3 separate regions of the Homo sapiens genome follow, and all the other regions are linked to region 1. A link is a loop called in an ENCODE intact Hi-C map of the cell type or tissue named here. Cell type or tissue: dorsolateral prefrontal cortex. All regions are shown on one strand. Links, peaks and the distances in the headings refer to the core of each region. The heading gives the core; the rest is flanking DNA.

Region 1 (4,120 bases), core at 802-3,301:
ATGTATGATTTCATCATACGGATGATGAAATAATCTGTACACCAAACCCCCACAACACACAATTTACCTATATAACAAATCTGCACATGCTGAACCTAAAAGTTAAAATAAATAGCACTTTAAAACAATTTAAACATATACTGTGCCTTGATCAACTATACTTCCAATATTTTTGCTATTTTTGTTTCTGCTTCCTATTTTCTAAGTCCTTGAAATGCAGATGATAAAGATTTTCTCTGATATAAAAGGTCCCTACCCTGTCTTCTGCAAAATTGCTGCAATGAAATATTTTTATTGCCTTTTGTATTTCCGAGGTGCTGGGGGCAGAGTCAGACATTATAAGCTTTAGATTTAGGAGGAGAGAGAATTCTGACATCTGGAAAATTCTTCAGTGGTGAGAACCTGGGCTTGGAGTCAGGCAGAGATCTGGGTGTTAATCTTGACTCCACAATTTATTTACAGTGTAATCTCAGGCAGTTACTTAGCTATGCTAAGGCTCAGTTCTGATCTGTAACATGGGGGTAATAATACCTACCAACTGATAGAACTGTCTTGAGAGTTAAGTAATGAATGGAACGCTTAGCACAGTGTCTGGTACAAGCTAAGTGCCCCACAAATGGAAGCTGTTGCCATTGCCACTTGGTTCGTTTATTGTTGCTCCATCTCTCACAATCAATCATTTTCCTTCTCTGGGGTTAAAACCAGTCTTTTCACTGTGTCTCAGGTTTTTGTGGCCTTATTTTCCCAAATCCTTCTCAAGGCACTTTCTCATCTTCATTTTATAGTTTGGACAACTGAACCAACCAACCAGCCACCATGACCTCCTAATTGGGGTCTCATTGCCAGTTGATTCCCTGAGTCAGTCTGCTCCCTGCTGGAATGGTCTTGGGTTGACTCCTGATGACAGTAGTGTGAGCCTGGAGGCTACTCTGTGAACACATTTCTCCCCGTACCCTTCATTTACCAAACTTTAACCCTCTTGTCCTATCATCATCTTTCCCATTTTTGTTTTATTTTGTTTTGTTTTTTCTTCAGACAGACTTTTGTTCTTGTTGCCCAGGCTGGAGTGCAATGGTGCGATCTCGGCTCACTGCAACCTCTGCCTCCCAGGTTCAAGAGATTCTCCTGCCTCAGCCTCCTGAGTAGATGGGATTACAGGCATGTGCCACCACCCCTGGCTAAGTTTGTATTTTTAATAGAGACGGGGTTCCTCCATGTTGGTCAGGCTGGTCTCAAACTCCCAACCTCAGGTGATCTGCCTGCCTCGACCTCCCAAAGTGCTGGGATTACAGGTGTGAGCCACCGTGCCCAGCCCATCTTTCTCTTCTAACCTTGCCCATCCTCTAAACTGGTGTTAACAACAGGAAATTTTAGAACACACCAAAAGCAAATGTCAGTCTCCATTTGATTTGGGAATGGTAGCTGGAACCTTCATTGAAAGAGAACTTTGGGGACAGAGGAAATTTGCCTCTTCATTTAACTGCCTCTTAAGTTTTCAGACATGAACCTGATCTATACCAAACATTACTCTGACATGTGTGATGTGGGGAAAGGGGAGCAGAGGCTCCAGCCCAAGGACAGCTTTGCTGAAACAATATGCTCACTCTGTCCCCTAGTATAAGATCTGTGGACAGTGAGCAGTCATTAAGGTGCAATTATCTGCTCTGTTTTTAACAATCTGAAAATAAACTGGTTATGCCTGATTGTTGCATGCAATTCATTGGCAAACACTTCCATATGTCTGCAACAAAGTGGCACGTCTCAGACTTCAGATTGACATTTGTCATGGCTTTGGGGTTAGTATTTTGCCAAATGTAGCTGAACTTACAATGTGGTAATGATGCCACCACTCGGCAGCTCCGTGGTGCTGAATTATAAGACAGGTCTCATTACCCTAGCCAAGCCCATCAGCTAGATGATTGTGTTAGTTCTCAATTGCTGCATAACAAATTACCCCCAAACTGAAAACTTTAAAATAACAAACACTTACTATCTAACAGGCTCTGAGTGTCAGAATGTAGGAGTGGTTTAGCTGGGTGCTTCTGGCTCAGGGTCTCTTATGAAGTTGCAGTAAAGCTCTTGGCTGGGGCTGCAGTAATCTCAAAGTTCATTATGAGATTCAAGCTCACACTTACTGTACTGTTGGCAGGCATCAGATCCTTGCTGGCTGCTGGTTGGGAGCCTCAGTTTCTTGCCATATGGGCATCTCTATATCAGCTGACCTCCCCCAGAGCAAATGACCTAAGAAAGACTGAGAGAGCAATCAGGATGCAAGCTGGTAGTGCCTTTTATAGCCTAATTTCAGAAGTGATGTATCATCACTTCTGCTGTAATCTGTTGGTCATAGAGACCAATTCTAGAACAGCATGGAGGGAACTACACAGATGTGAATACCAGGAAGCAGGGATCACTGGGGCCATCGTGGATGCTCACTACCACAATGATTTAGACTGAGTTACCTAGCTTGCCCATTCATTCACTCATCCATTCACTCATTTTTTTTTTTTTTGAGATGGAGTTTCGCTCTTGTTGCCCAGGCTGGAGTGCAATGCTGCGACGTTGGCTCACTGCACCCTCTGCCTCTTAGATTCAAGTGATTCTCCTGCCTCAGCCTCCCGAGTAGCTAGGATTACAGGTGCCTGCCACCACACCTTGCTAATTTTTTTATTTTCTTTTTTATTTTTAGTAGAGACTGGGTTTCACCTTGTTGGCCAGGCTGATCTCGAACTCCTGACCTCAGGTGATCCACCTGCCTCGACCTCCCAAAGTGCTGGGATTGCAGGCGTGAGCCACTGCACCCAGCTCACTCGCTCATTTAATCAATGTTTATAGATGCCCACAAGCTCCAGGTACTATTCTTGGTGCTGAGGATCCACTGGAGAAAAAGGGCTGTTCCTGCCATCAGGGGCCTTACGGTAAATTACAATGAAGCATGAAAAGGGCCGTTGTGGGGGAAATTCAGGGTTATGAGAATGTGTGCAAAGTTAGGAATGGCTTCCTGGAGAAAAGGGCAAAGTGACATGGTAAATTACTCACAGTGCCTTAAAGGGTAAGTGGATTGGGGTGGTAGCATGGGAAATTGAGAATAGAATATTATGGGGAGATCCAGGCAGCAGGCAGGGACCCAGGAAATTTAGCCAGCAGGAGGAGAGCCTTTCGTAGGTCAGGACCAAGGAACGAGGTGCCAGCCCTGGGGGTCAGGAGGTAAGATCACGGCTAGTCCAGTCCTCCTAGCAGCCTCTCAATCACCCAACAGGTTACTGGGTCAGGAGAGCAAGCATTGCAGATAAGACGAGGGGAGCTTCGGAGTGGAGGCTGAGGCCTGGTTCCCGGAAGTGAAGAAAGGGTCATAAGGGAATGAATTCAGGGAGGCCGGTGCTTTTTTCTAAGCATTGCCCTGAAACACCTAGATCCCCTCCGAAAGAGGACCACATAGATTAGTGCTGGTGGCTGTGCCTCAGCTGTGGGGAAGGTGGTTTAGGGACAGGAACCAGGGCTGACACCTGAAGAGAAAGTTGCAGAGCAGCAAAGTTTGTCTTTGGTGCCATTGCCCAGATCCTGTCCTGCCAGCTTGGTGCTCTCATGGTGCCTCCAGGTTCCCTGGCCCACCCCTTCACCCTTATCCCGGCACTGTTCTGCTGTCCATACCGTCAGGGCCAGCCCATTGCCTAGGCTTTGTCCAGCCACACCCATCCCCACTCTGCTGACCTGTAAGGAACAGCCCTGCCACAAACTTTACGGCCGTGGTCCAGCCTCAAGAACGGAGGATGCGGAACTCACTGTACCAGGCTCCTAGGCACAGAAAACCAACCGAACAAACAAAGACTGTTATGGAAAAGTAGAGGCTGGGAGTTGGCTGGTCTGACTATTTGTGGCTCTTGGTTGGATTCACTATCTGAGGGCTCAGTCTTTGCTACTGTAACCTATTTGTTACCACCTATGGGCAGAATCGAAGTTCTGTAGTCTGTGTTAGATCAGTCTAATTTTGCGGGAAAATTGGCGACTTTGGCCATCTGGGAAACGGTTGCTGCCTCTCCGCCTTGTGTCAGCACACCTATGGAACCTTCATCATGGAGCCCAGGGGATCAATGGAACCAGGGAAGGGCAGCTCTTCCTTTTA
Region 2 (4,120 bases), core at 1,046-3,545, 320 kb before region 1:
AACACAGATGAGGCAAGATGCGTTTTCCAGAGATGGGATAGGAGGCTGAGTTCATAGGGACATTCCCTCTAGAGCCCAACATTAATTCACATCGTGCTTTGGGCAGACCAGGCAAAGAGGCAATGAAGACATCTCTGTGTCCCTGCTTTGTGACTGGGAAAAAGTTAGAAGTCCCTGTAGCATCTCCTGGTCCCTAAAACCCCTCAATGCTGGAGCCTCTGTGCATGGCCTGGGGAGGCCAGAACCTGGCTGTGGCCGGAGAAGCCTTGCTGTCCACAGCTCCCTCCTGATTGCCCACGAGGGTGCTTCACTTTCTCCTCTTGGCTTCTCTGGGGACCCGCGATCACTGCCTTCAAGGCCATGCACTCCCTGGCCCGTGGGCCTCTTGGGCTGTGCCGCCTCCACTGGCATCTGAAGTGTGGGGTACCTAGGAACATGCCGTGGCTGCCGTCTCCCTCATTCCATACACTTCTTGAGTGGGTGCACTTGCTGAAGCCTCAGTTATCTGTGAGGATTCTGAGCTCCAGACCCACAGAATCTCTCTGTACTCTTAGTAAATGTGTCTACTGCAACACACGCATGGTTCCAGGCTCTGGGACCACCCCCCCGCCCTGCACAGGCCCCTCAAATAGCACTCGGCTTAAGGAGTGACACGAGCAATCGGTGAAGTCTGAAACCCGGAGCCATTCGAGATCTCCCTCTCTCGCCTCTTATTTCTAGAATTCAGCCCCTCAGCCTTCCCAGTGCCTGTGACTCCGTGGTGGTCCTCACTTCTTAGTCCCTGGACTGTTGAGCCTGTTCTTCCAGCTGGTCTCCAAAGCAACCCTGTGCTTCTCCATATGCCTGCCAGAGTGCTAAAAACATGTCTGTCATTCCTTTGTTGTCACCTGTGAAAAACTTTTATTTATTTGAGACAGGGTCTCTCTCTCTCTCTCTCGTCCAGGCTGGAGTTCAGTGGTGCAATCATAGCTCACTGTAGCCTTGAAGTCCTGGGCTCAAGCCTCAGCCTCCAAGTAGCTGGCACTGCAGGCACACACTACCACGCCTGGCTAATTTTTAAAAGTTTTTTGTAGAGACAGGGTCTCACTGTGTTGCCCAGGCAGTTCTCAAACTCCTGGGCTCAAGCAGTCCTCTTGCCTCAGCCTCCCAAAGTGCTGGGATTCCACGCATGAGCCATCTGCACCCGGCCATATGAAAAGCTAAAATTCCTTAGTGTGGCCACCAAGACCCTCCATGGTCTGCTACCTCAGCTGAACCCTCCTCCCCCGTGACCTACATTCCCACCTGGCCCAACCACCCTCCCTCACAACAGGTGGCGAGTCCAGCTTTCCCCAGCCTGCCTCCCTCTCATGCTGACCTGGCCTTGTCAGTTCAATTACACTTCCTTCCGTCCCTCACTACCACACTAAACCTCCTGAAGGCACCCAGAATTATTCCTAGCACATAGCAACTGCTCTTTGACTGTTGTTTGATCAATGAAGTAATAAAAAGAGAGCTGCTCTCTTTTCCTGCGAGATGGAGAATTTTAGTCCCAAGCGCCATCTGCCAGGCTGGCTAACCCAGGGCCGTGGCGGACAGTCCACAAAGAGTTCACTCTGACCCGGCCCCTGTGTGTCATTTTCCAGGATCTCCCTCTACACCTGGCGCCTCGCCTGCTGCCTGCTGGGACATGGCCTGGCCTGCTCAGCTGACCTGCTGCCACTTCTAGGCAGCCGTCATGTCACTTTGCTACAACTTCAAGCTAAGACAGGCAATGTTTTGGGAGATGAATCTGTTTTCTGACTGGCCAGGGATGTGCTGCAGTCCCCTCCCAGGCGCAGACTGGATACCTTCCAAGTACAACCTTGAAATGGAGCTCTGGGTAATTAATGCTGTCTCAGTAGTGTTATTAGTAATTGGTCTGCAGTGTATACCGAGAGCATGTGTCAAATATTCAGAAAAGCGTTTGTGGGTGGTCAGGGAGTTGTTTGAGACGGTGTCCTGCATTGAACAGACCTGCCTTTACGCTGGAGGATCCCTCAACAGCTCTGCCTGAAAACAGCCATGCATGCACAGGAGGAAAGGAACTTGATAGCCTTGTGGCCAGTTCTGTGGCCGCTTTATCAAACTAAAGCTTTTGCAAATGGCCATGCTTTAAAATTAGGAATTTCAGAACCCAGGGAAAGGTCGATTGGTGGCTAATGCCAATTCTAATGAAAAGTGGATTGGTTGTCACAAATGTAGACTAGCATCCTAAAGGCAAATAGGCGGCGACTCACAGGCTGACTGAAACACGTGTTCTCCGGGAAGCAGGGCCCCGAGTCTTCTCTGACACCCTCATTGCTGCACCTGCCCCTGTGCCCGCGGAGTCCATGCGGTGCAGCCTGGCACAAATGCAGCAGTCGCTGGGCGTCCCGAGGCCACATGGAGAACCTCCCGGCTGGCGGACTGCTCCCAGCTGCGACCATCGGGCCCTTGGCCTCTGCGAAGCCGGGGCCATTTATAAGATGACACTGAGGGAACTTTGGATTCAATTCTGAGGCATTCTTCGAGATGGACACTTGTAAATGAATGCAGGCGGTTTCCGGTGCCCCCTGGCGACGGTGCAGCCTTTCCCCCATCCGCGCTCCCTCCAGCTCCAGCCGTGCGCAGCCGGCCCCGGCCAAGTGGGGCTGCCGCCGAGTGCGCCCCCTCCCGGGACGCCCACCCTCGTGCCGGGGGGCGGTGCTGCGGCGGCGCGGGGCGGGCCGCGGGGGCGGGGACGCTGGGCGCAGGAGGCGCGGCCGGGAGCGCCGCGCGCCGGGAGCGGGGCGGCGGGCGCCGGGGCTGGCATGGCGTGGCCCTGTATCAGCCGCCTGTGCTGCCTGGCGCGGCGCTGGAACCAGCTGGACCGCTCCGACGTGGCGGTGCCGCTCACTCTGCACGGCTACTCGGACCTCGACAGCGAGGAGCCGGGCACGGGCGGCGCCGCCTCGCGCAGGGGCCAGCCTCCCGCGGGCGCCCGGGATTCCGGCCGGGACGTGCCGCTCACTCAGTACCAGCGGGACTTCGGCTTGTGGACCACGCCCGCCGGGCCCAAGGATCCGCCGCCGGGGCGCGGACCGGGGGCGGGCGGCCGCAGGGGCAAATCCTCCGCGCAGTCCTCCGCGCCACCTGCGCCCGGCGCCCGCGGGGTCTACGTGCTGCCCATCGGCGACGCGGACGCGGCTGCAGCAGTGACCACGTCGTACAGGTATGGGCTGGGTAGGGACCGCAACGAGTCCCCACCCTGTGGTGGGAGGACGCGGAGGCCCGGAGCCAGAGGGATGGGGTGGGCGGCAGAGCGGAGGCGCCTGGAGCCCGGATCCCACGCGACCTCGGAGCTGCCGGCGGCCTCAGAGGTCACCCCCGTTTGGTCCGTGGGCACTGCAGGCGGCGCCTTCGCTGCTCCATGCCCGGACTCAGTGCTCGAGCACCCCCGTGCCGGGAGCGCACCGCTGCCCTCGCAGCCGCCCTCCTGGGGGCAGCCGTCAGAATGGCCTGCCTTCAGCCGAGTTGGAACCGGCCTCCCTTTAACTCCCACCGCCGGGCCTAGCCGTGCGAGGGGTGCGCGCAGGCCATGTCCCCCAGCTCTCTCCGGTCACTGCCTAGTGTGCGGGCGTTGGTGGTGAGGACCGAGCGCAGGGTCCCGTGTGGGTGAGCCCTTCAGAGTCCCACTGTGACAGGGGCTTTCAGGGAGAACGGGTCCGCGGGCCCTCCCCACCTCCCAGCCCAGCTCTGCTCCTGGACAGCCGAGGGCTTTCTCCCTTTTTTCCTCTTACCACAAAAGTAATTCATACTGTAGAAAAATGGGAAAGTACAGAAATTACAACAAAATACGTATCTCCTTGATCCCTCCCCAGACGAGTTCTTTCTACTCCGTAATGTGCATTTGGTGCATATGCACTGATATATTTTTACGTGGTTAGATTCTTACTGTACACTTTTTTCACCAGTTGTAGAAGTCTGTCCGTGTTACTACATGTTCTGCAACATGAATTTTAATAAACGTGCAGTATTTTATCCTATGGATATGCCTTTATATCTTCAAGTTTTATTTATCTACTTCCTTACCATTGACTATTTAGGGTGTTTCTAATGTGGGACTATTAAAAGCACTACT
Region 3 (4,120 bases), core at 1,046-3,545, 74 kb before region 1:
TAATTGAATTAGAAAAGCCACAATCGTTTCTCTTTAAATCGAGTGAGAGTACATACCTAATTATCTGTTGGGTGTACCCACATCCTGTTCTCACTTAGGATGAATTTTGGAGAAGAGCAAATTTAAAATTATTAGTTATTAAAATGAGAGGCTAATAATATCTAGACAACAGGTGGTACTCAAAGCACTTCTTGGTTGGTTTATGGAGAGCTCTGCGGCTTAGAGAGGAGGACCGTGGTCACCAGTTGAAGTGGGATACTGAGACATGTGATGGCTTAGAGAGAATCCAGTTACCTACAGTTCTTCATCATCGAGATGACCCTTGTATACTTCAGACTCAACTTGTCTAAATGTAAACCCATCATCTCCTTCCTCAAACTTGCTCTGCCTCCTGCACCTTCAGTAAAGGATATCACCATCTGTCCAATGCCCAAAGTAGAAACTTGGATGTTTTCCTTGATTTCTCCGTTTTTTCCTACCTTGTCCCTTGCTCCCCAGGTTGCATCATTTACCGAATCCCATCAGCTCTACCTTTTAAATATTTCTTGAATCCATTCACTTTCCTCCATCCCCTCAGCCCCTTCCCTATTTCAGAGCTCTGTCTTCTCTCATCTGTGGGCAGCAGGAAGCAGCTTTCTGATTTCCTCACCTCTTGTCTTACCTCACTTCAAGCCATCCTCCACACCATAGCCAGGGTAGATCTTAAGTGTACATCTGATTGTCACTGGCTTTCTTAAAGACCAGCGTCCTACACTGCCCTCCAGTTCATGCCCAGGGTCCTGTGGCTCACATATTCCTTCAGGAACAGGCTCTGGGACCTCTCCAGTTTTACCTGTTGGCCACCCCAACCTCCATGCCACAATCAGCTTCCTTTAGATCTCTGAATGCCTCTTGCTCCCTCTTCCCTCTAAGCATTTTCTTTTTTTCACGTTGGTCCCTTTGTTTAGAATGCTTAACACTCTCCTATGTCTTTCAGCTTTCAACTTAGATGTAACTTCCTCCATGAAAGCTTTCTCTGGCTTCCTCGAGTCTAGGTCAGGTTCCCCTGTTACAGGCTCCCGGAGCATCCAGTATGCCCTCCATCACAGCCCTCACTCTGCATCATCTCTGCCGCCTAAGTCCCCAAAGAGACGATGAGACGCTTGAAGGTGGGGCTGTGACCGTCTCAGTGTTACGTCTCCAGCAATTACTGTATATATGGCTGGTACTCAATAAGTATTTGTCTATAATTGAGAGTCCACAATGAATGATTGCCCTCAGAAAGATTTGGTAGCAAATAGATTACGATTAAAAGAATTTTTAAAGGCATTTTTTTCCAACTTCATCTCTCTTCTTCTTTGCAGTTCGATCCTGCAAATGCTGTAAAGTTTTGACAATGAACGCATGTATGGGATAGCCTGGTATGATAGAAACAACTCCAGGCTTGGAATTCTAACAATGGCCAACATTTGTTGAACTCTCTATAATATGCCAGGCTATGTGCCAAACCCATTACATGCATTAACTTCTTTAGTCCTCCTAATAGCTCTGTGGGATAGCTACTCATCTTCATTCAACAGAGAGGAAATAGAGAGAGGCACAGGGAATCAGACCTCAGCTCAAATCCCTGCTCTGCCACTTACTGGCTGCATGACTTGGGTGAACAATCTCTCCCTCATTTCCTGAGCTATAAAATAGAGGTACTACTCGCTGATTCCTTGATTTGCAAATTTTAAGTTTTCTTATACCCCGTACATATCACACATGCATATTACATGGTGGCTTTTCATAGGTTAATTTCGAAGGCCACCGATACATTGCTGTGTATCAGTGGACAAATGACCTGCCACATGGTTTTGTTCCAGCCTGCCAGCCATTAGTTCAGCTTTAGCAGTGATCCTGTATGTGTGTTCAATTATTTAAATAATTGACTGTACCTTGCCCTCATTATATTATAAAAATGTGTGTAATGGAAATAAAATTCTGATACTAGTGATTATTAGAATAACTAACAATTATTGAGCACTGTGTCAGCGATGAAACTCTTGTCCCTCAGCTTCAAACTTGTCTCCCACTCTTCTATATTTGGCTGTGTGATGCAGGGGCTGGAACTCTGCAAACTGCATTTTTCCTTTGTCCCCTTCTTCCTGTTAGGCTCTATTAATAAAGGACCATTAGAGGGAGGTTGCAGGACTGGATGAGAAAGAAGGGACGTTTTCCCGTTGGCTTTCCATTTATTTCTGGTTGACTTCCTGTGCCTGTCACTATCATCCAGCAATGCTGCTTCTTCAGTCTAGCAGAAGCAGTTCAATCCAGCTTGCAGTTTTTCCAATTGGCAAAGCCAGCCTCATTGCATCTCTGAAGAGATGGCTGACAGCCAGCCGGTACCTCATCCTCAGAAGTCTGTGTCTCAGTCCCATGGGACTCCCCTCTGAGCTTCTAAGTCTTAATAACGGCAACCTCTTCCCTTTGTTCTCTCAGCCCTACAAGCTGCTTCCTGCAGTTTTTACCTCTGTGATAGCTTATTGTTCTCTTTTTGCTTTTTCAGTTACATCGTTCATTCTTTATTACCTAGCTAAGCATTCTCTGTGTTAAATTCTCACTGTTAAAACAACTCATCTGTTTTCCATCTCCTAACTGGACCCTGACATAAAGCATTTATCCAATTCACTTCATTCTAAGAATAATCCTAAGAATCTAACAATAATCCTAAGAAGTTGCTTATATCTATTTATCTATTGTAATTTAAAAAAATTTGTCATTGTTATTATTATTATTTTACAGATAGGAAACTAAAGGATACAGTGGTTAGGCAACTTGCCCAAGTTTACACAGCGAGAAAGTGGCAGAGCTTGGCTTTAAATCTACGCAGGCTAGTTCCAGGGCCCTTCATCTTAAACGTTAAGCCAGTGGTTCTCAAACTTAAGTGAGCATTACAATCACCTGGATGGTTTCTTTCTTTTCTTTCTTTTTATTTATTTATTTTTTTGAGATGGAGTTTCCCTCTGTTGCCCAGGCTGGAGCGCAGTGGCATGATCTCAGCTCACGCCAACCTCTGCCTCCCAGGTTCAAGCAATTCTCCCGCTTCAGCCTCCCTAGTAGCTGGGATTACAGGCGCCTGCCACCATGCCCGGCTAATTTTCGTATTTTTAGTAGAGATGGGGTTTCACCATGTTGGCCAGGCTGGTCTCGAACTCCCGACCTCAGGTGATCTGCCCGCCTTGGCTTCCCAAAGTGCTGGGATTACAGGCATGAGCCACCGCGCCCGGCCTGGATGGTTTCTTAAAACCTGAGTTTCTGGGTTTCATCCCCAGAGTTTCTGATTCAGTGGGGCTGGAGTAGGGCCTGCCCGAGAATTTGCATTTTTAACAAGTTCTCAGGTGATGCTCCTCTCAGGACCCAATTTGAGGACTGTACCACTGGGCTATAGATGTCAGGTTTAATGTAAGTAAGACAAAGATGGAAACAATTAAGCGGGCTTGACGTTGTGACTATCCTATCCTCAATTTAAGCCCATTGGACTTAAATCTGCCAAGTGTATATTATAAAGGAAAAAAAGTAAATGTTGAATTGAAGAGTTTGTCAGCCCTATGAGCTAGGTACTATTACCATCAATCTTATCTTACAAATGAGAAAACTGAGACACATGAAGTTTAATAACTTGTCCAAGATCACACAACTAGTAAATGATAAAGATGAGATTCAAACTCAGGCAGGCAGTCTGACTCCGAGTACCTTCTCTTAGCCATTGCACTATACTAATTCTCATAGGAGTGATAAATAGCAGTGTATCTCTGGGGAAAAAGAACACAACTTTTTTTTTATTTTTAGAGATGGGGTCTCATTTTGACACCAAGGATGGCACTCAGTGGCGTGATCATAGCTCACTGCTACCTCAAACTCATGGGCTCAAGGGATGCTGTCACCTCAGCCTCCTGAGTAGCTAGGACTACAGGTGCCTGCCACTGGGCCTGACTAATATTTTTATTTTTTGTAGAAATGGAGACTCGCTTTGTTGCTCAGGCTGGTCTCCAACTCCTGGGCTCAAGTGATCCTCCTGCCTTGGCCTCCCAAAGTGCTGGGATTACAGGTGTGAGCCACCACACCCAGCAGGATACAATTTATAATACTAGGATTGTCC

The links. A loop is a pair of places that touch in the nucleus more often than their neighbours do. Peaks named below come from ENCODE experiments on the same cell type or tissue, not always from the same donor. Only the 100,000 strongest peaks of a DNase experiment are listed, where the experiment ranks them.
Region 2: a loop joins it to region 1, with 3 times the contacts of the local background. A loop is called at or near these places in 2 of 110 quality-filtered maps.
Region 3: a loop joins it to region 1, with 2.1 times the contacts of the local background. A loop is called at or near these places in 10 of 110 quality-filtered maps.

Annotation. Positions count from the first base shown.
Region 1 is chr3:183,500,692-183,504,811 of GRCh38, reverse strand. All of the region lies in intron 3 of KLHL6 (kelch like family member 6), which reads left to right. Among named protein-coding and RNA genes, the nearest start is that of KLHL6-AS1, 46 kb to the left of the region's middle. In dorsolateral prefrontal cortex, for the core only: CTCF peaks have their summits at 878 and 1,803; a DNase peak (open chromatin) is centred at 1,851.
Region 2 is chr3:183,824,238-183,828,357 of GRCh38, reverse strand. It overlaps MAP6D1 (MAP6 domain containing 1), which reads left to right and starts at 2,781. Exons shown (of 3, transcript NM_024871.4): 1 at 2,781-3,211. The coding sequence starts at 2,811. It also overlaps a transcript of PARL not described here. RefSeq lists silencers at 2,574-2,923, 2,984-3,053, 3,074-3,203. In dorsolateral prefrontal cortex, for the core only: CTCF peaks have their summits at 2,363 and 2,564 (motif pointing left); DNase peaks (open chromatin) are centred at 2,337, 2,587, 3,313 and 3,453; H3K4me3 peaks cover 1,546 bases; H3K27ac peaks cover 2,500 bases.
Region 3 is chr3:183,574,925-183,579,044 of GRCh38, reverse strand. No RefSeq gene overlaps it. Among named protein-coding and RNA genes, the nearest start is that of KLHL6, 21 kb to the right of the region's middle. In dorsolateral prefrontal cortex, for the core only: no CTCF peak of the experiment used is centred there; a DNase peak (open chromatin) is centred at 2,349; H3K27ac peaks cover 909 bases.